Regions from separate parts of the Homo sapiens genome. Here region 1 is linked to region 2. Evidence: chromatin contacts called from ENCODE POLR2A ChIA-PET data. All regions are on one chromosome and are shown on one strand. Each heading gives the region's core, a stretch centred on a gene start or an enhancer-like site at or near the end of the contact. The rest is flanking DNA. Distances are from core to core; before and after follow the strand shown.

Evidence for each region. ChIA-PET counts read pairs that join two places held with the same protein, here RNA polymerase II (POLR2A).
Region 1: POLR2A ChIA-PET joins it to region 2 with 10 read pairs in activated CD4-positive, alpha-beta T cell. The contact joins two enhancer-like sites. POLR2A ChIA-PET finds 5 or more read pairs at or near these places in 2 of 52 experiments (H1 and activated CD4-positive, alpha-beta T cell).

Annotation. Positions count from the first base shown.
Region 1 is chr19:46,446,571-46,449,270 of GRCh38, reverse strand. No RefSeq gene overlaps it. Among named protein-coding and RNA genes, the nearest start is that of PNMA8C, 19 kb to the right of the region's middle. Within about 2 kb of position 1,333, at least 5 of the 41 ENCODE cell types and tissues checked have a DNase peak (open chromatin) inside an H3K27ac peak, as active enhancers do.
Region 2 is chr19:46,371,563-46,374,262 of GRCh38, reverse strand. All of the region lies in intron 2 of PPP5C (protein phosphatase 5 catalytic subunit), which reads right to left. Among named protein-coding and RNA genes, the nearest start is that of PPP5C, 26 kb to the right of the region's middle. Within about 2 kb of position 1,287, at least 17 of the 41 ENCODE cell types and tissues checked have a DNase peak (open chromatin) inside an H3K27ac peak, as active enhancers do.

The DNA.
Region 1 (2,700 bases), core at 84-2,583, 75 kb before region 2:
CCCAGCACTTTGAGAGGCTGAGGTGGGCGGATCACCTGAGATCAGGAGTTTGAGACCAGCCTGACCAACATGGTGAAACCCCATCTCTACTAAAATATAAAAAATTAGCCGGGCATGGTGGTGGGTGCCTGTAGTCCCAGCTACTTGGGAGGCTGAGGCAGGAGAATCGCTTGAACCCAGGAGGCAGAGGTTCCAGTGAGCCGACATCACCCCACTGCACTCCAGCCTGGTGACAGAGCAAGACTCTGTCTCAAAAAAAAAAAAAAAAGAAAAAAAGAAACTTGCTGTCTCAAGCTTCTGTCACTGTAACAAATTACCATAAATGGATTAACTTAAGGCAACACAAAATTTATTGGCTGCCAGTTCGGAAGGTTACAAGTCTGAATGGATGAGCAGGGCCGTGTTCCTTTGGAGGCTCCAGGGAAGAGTACGTGTCCTCACCTTTCCCAGAGTACAGGGGCCACCTGCATTCCTTGGCTTGGGGCCGTTTCTTGCATGACTCCAAACCCTGCTTCCATTGGCACGTTCCCTTTTCCGATTCTGACCCTCTCGTCTCCCTCTTTTCTTTTTAAATTTTATTTATTTATTTATTTATTTATTTATTTATTTAGACAGAGTCTTGCTCTGTCGCCCAGGGCAATCTTGGCATACTGCAATCTCCGCCTCCCGGGTTCAGGCGATTCTCCTGCCTCAGCCTCCTGAGTAGCTGGTACTGTAGGCACTTGCCACCACACCTGGCTAATTTTTGTATTTTTAGTAGAGATGGGGTTTCACTATGTTGCCCAGGCTGGTCTTGAACTCCTGAGCTCAAGCCATCCTCCTGCCTTGGCCTCCCAAAATGTTGGCATTATAGGTGTGAGCCACTGAGCTTGGCCTTCTTTATAAAGACCTTTGTAATGACATTGGTCCCACCCAGATAATTCAGGATCATCTTCCAAGTCCCTTTTGCTACATGAAGTCACCTATTTACAGGTTCCAGGACTTAGGAGGTGGTTGTATTTGAGGACCATTATTCAGCCCTCAAATCATGGGGTGGAGACTGTGCCCATGACAGGCCCTGTTGGCTCTCGTGCCCAGAGCCAAACTCCAGCCCAGCTTCAGAGGCCCTGCAAGTTCTGGGCACTGCTTTCCCTCCAGGCCCCCAGCTCCCCAGCTCCTCACCCCTGCCTCTGGGCTCCAGTTCCTGGAAGGTAACTCGTTTCCTTTGGCCATGGCCTGGGAACAGGCTTCCAGGCCCTTCCCTCCCCTGCAGCCTGGCCTGGCCATGCTGGGTTCCTGGAGTTCAGCTCACAGGGACCAGGTGGCCAGTTGGAAGGGCAGACAGGCCACCCAGCACCAGATTCCAGGACCCCGAGAGAACCGGGGAACCAGAGTGCCTGGGGATTTGCAGACAGACTGTGAACTGGGCCATACTTATCTTTCCCCCTCCCATGCGAAAGCCATTTCCTCCCACGAAGCAGGAAAAATCTCAGCCAGCCTCTGGGATTTCACTGAAAACCCAGCACCACAAACCTCAAACATGGAGTCCTCCTGTTTTTCTAGTAAGTTTTTTTCTCCAAGACGGCAGCTTCTGAGTCTCCTCTCTCCTCAAGACTCCCAGTGCCCTGAACCAGCCTGAATCTTCACCCACTGATCTTCCATCTAAAAATAAAACACATCTGTACAATAAAATGTCATTTATCAAGAACAGAGCACAGAGGACTGGGTACTGTGGCTTACGCCTGTAATCCCAGCACTTCGGGAGGCTGAGGCTGGAGGATCTCTGGAGGCCAGGAGTTTGAGACCAGCCTGGACAACATGGTGAAAGCCCATCTCTACTAAAAATACAAAAAAATTAGCCAGGCATGGTAGTGCAAGCCTGTGATCCCAGCTGCTTGGGAGGCTGGGGCAGGAGGATCGCTTGAGCCCAGGAGGATTGCTTGAGCCCCAGGAGGTCAAGCACAGAGAAGTATTATGGAGTACTGTTTAAGAGTGTGAATTCTGCTGCCCGATTGCCCACCTTTAAGCAGCCCTGCTTCTTACCAGCTGTGTGACTTTGGGGAAGGTGATTGCCCTCTGTGCCTGCTTCCTCATTTGTAAGATGAGGATGACAGAATATAACAGTAGCTACCTCAAAGGCTTTTCATGCAAATGAAGTATTTGCAAAGTGCTTGGAACAGGGTCAGGCATATAGTAAGCATCATCTACATTTTTGTTAAATAATAAAATTTGTTTCTTCAGCTTCTTACCAGGAAATCTGCATTTGCTGGACGTGTGTGCCCTTGTCCTTCTCTCCTGCCCCTTGGAGGACGTTTCTGTGCTTCATATTGAAAGCCAGTCCTGTGGCCAGGCACGGTGGCTGACGCCTGTAATCCCAGCACTTTGGGAGGCCGAGGCGGGTGGATCACTTGAGGCCAGGAGTTCGAGATCCAGCCTGGCTAATATGGTGAAAACCTGTCTCTACTAAAAATACAAAAATTAACCGGGCGTGGTGGCGGGTGCCTGTAATTCCAGCTACTTGGGAGGCTGAGGCAGGAGGATCGCTGGAGCCTGGGAGGCTGCAGTGAGCCATGATTGCACCACTGCACTCCAGCCTGGGTGACAGAGTGAGACCCTGTCTCGAAAAGGAAAAAAAAAAAAGGAATTTTTCTCTCTCTCTTTATTTTTTTTTACAGTGTTATACACCTTGCTTTATTAAACAGTGTTTTGTGAGGATGTCAG
Region 2 (2,700 bases), core at 38-2,537:
GTGACAGAAGCAGGGGGTGAGGCTCATCCATGCTGGAAACAGGTGTGTGCGCCAAGCGGGGTGAGAAGAGCCCAGGCCCAGCAGGCCACGGCCTCCTCCCTGTCTGGGCAGGCCTAGGGCACCCTGCCAGGCAGCTCCACCTGGGCTGTGGGTGGGTGTAAGGCAGGGGAGGAAGACAGTGCCAGGCAGCCCCTGGCATCCTTCCCAATGAGGAGTGGTTATGTGCCCACACCCGGCTGGCATCCAAACCAGCATGTGGCCTGGCCCATGCGGCTCCTCCCACCCCTCTATACCTCCCAGCCAGACCACTCATGTCCCCGGCATGCTGGCTCCAGGCCTTTATGCAGGCTGCCTCTGCCCAGAGCACCTCATTTGCACCTCCAGCTCCTCCTCCAGGTCTCAGCCCCACTGATCCCTCCTCTAGGAAGCCCCAGAGGCTGGGTCAGGCACCCCCTCTGGGCTCCCAAAGGCCCCTGGGCTCCCTTGTTCCAGCCGTGAGCCCTGCTGGTTCGGAACCGGTCTGTCCACCCCGCTGGAAGGTGGCCCTGTGAGGGCAGGGCTGAGGCTCAGCCATAGCTGTGCGTGCAGCAGTCAATGAATTTCCCTTCCCCCCTTTCTCCAAAGAAATGAATGAGTGACTGAGCATTTCCTCCCCGCCAGTCTCCTGTTCTCCAGGGGTGGGCGGGCTGGGAAGGCAGATGAAGGCAAACAATGACAGCGCAGGGAGGAGAAAGGGAGTGGGAATACCAACAGTGGCAGCGGCAACAATAATAATACACAGCTCACTTCTAGAGCACTTACTATGTGCCTAATATTGTGTAAGCAATTCACTTGCTCATTTATCCTCCATGCACCTCTACATGGCAGTGTTTTCACAATCCTCATCTGACAGACAAGAAAACCAAGGCCCGGGGAGGTGAAGTCACCCACCCAGGAAGCCAGGATTCCCTTCTCTCCCAGGCGAAACTGCGCCAAAGCCCAGGCTCCTGATTTCCGCTATGCACGCTGGGATGGGCTCCCCTTCCACCACCTCCCCTCCCTGCCTGGGCCTCTCGTCCCTGGGGCACACTGCATGCCCTCCAGGGAGGCAGCGTGGGGCAGTGGTTATGAGCCTGGGCTCTGGGACTAGGCCTCCTGGGTCTGAATCCAGGCCTGCCAGGACAGGCGGCCTCACATCTCAAGCCTCCCTCAGTTTCTAGAAAGTAGGGGTGGTGCCAGCACCCCCTGGAGGATTGTCGTGAGAACTTAATGCCAGGCAGCAGCAGGCAAGTGCTCATCCCAAGGCCTGCTGCTACTGTAGCTGCTGCGACACGCAAGGTCTAGCTGGGACAGTGAAGATGCCCTGCTGGGCTCCTGCTCCTGAGGAAGGTCATTCAGTCCAGACCAGAAGGGACTCAGCTCCTGAAGGCCCACCGGGTCAGAACTTCACACTGAACTTTTTTTTTAAAGTGGCAGTTGGATTGTATCAAGGTCAGTATTCTGACTGTGATATTTATGTAGTTATGCCAGATATACCTTTAGGGAAAACTGGGATTTCTGCATTACTTCTTACAACTGCAGGTGAATCCACAGTGCTAAGTAAACAAGTTGTTTCTAAAAGCATTATCTTCGTCAGCGAGTACTCATGGGTAATGATGTCTGGAGCTGGTGAAATGGTAACACAGGTTCACAATCCCCGAAGAAGCCCTGGGGGCTGCGTGTATTTGGGGATTGGGAATTTTTTGGATTTTAGTAAGGTGATTTGGTAGATGGCCGGGTGTGGTGGCTCACACCTATAATCCCACCACTGTGGGAGGCTGAGGTGGGAGGATCACTTGAGCTCAGGAGTTCAAGACCAGCCTGGACAACATAGTGAGTCCCTATCTCTAGAAAAAAATAACAACAACAACAAAAAGCTAGCCAGGTATGGTGGTGCATGCCTGTAGTCCCAGCTACTTTGGGGGGCTGAGGTGGGAGGATTGCTTGAGCCCAGGTAAGGCTGCAGTGAGTCATGATTGTGCCATCACACTCCAGCCTGGGTAACACAGTGAGATTCTGTCTCAAAAAAAAACCAAAACAAAACAATACAAAAAAACCCACATGATTTTGTGTACATGCTCTATCATAGGACACCCCCAGCAGGTCCAAGGCAGTACCTAGTAATCACAAGCACATACACGGCCATTTCTGCAGCAAAACCTCCAGACATGCCACTGGAGAGTAATCAAGACCATCAGCAGCTTCTTAGTAGTTCAGGTCAGGTTTTGCCACTGAACGAGCTGCCCAAACTTACCAGAACAACTGTTCTTCAGAACTGCTTGGGTTTTAAAACTAAGGGTGAGGGATTATAGAGCAGCATCAAGATCCCACATGGAGTGGACCCACAGTACAAGGTGTAACAGGGCATTCTGAATATCTCCAACATGCAGACAATGAGCAGCAGCCCAGAAGGGAGCCGTGCCTGCCTGAGGCATGCAGGCAGCTGGGGGAAGTCAGGTTTCCAGGGCAGGAAATGCCGCTGCTAGTGACAGCCTGAAGCCTGACATAAGGGTTTTTACCCTAGTGGGTTAGTTTCTGGTGAATGAGTTTGGCAAGTCATACCCAGCATTCTCTGTATAATAAGTCAGAGAGACCACCAAGGTGCACTGCCTGAGCTAAGGGTGAGTGCTGTGCCGAGAAACTCGGACCCGCTGCGCCTGCCCTGCTTATGGCCTGACTCTG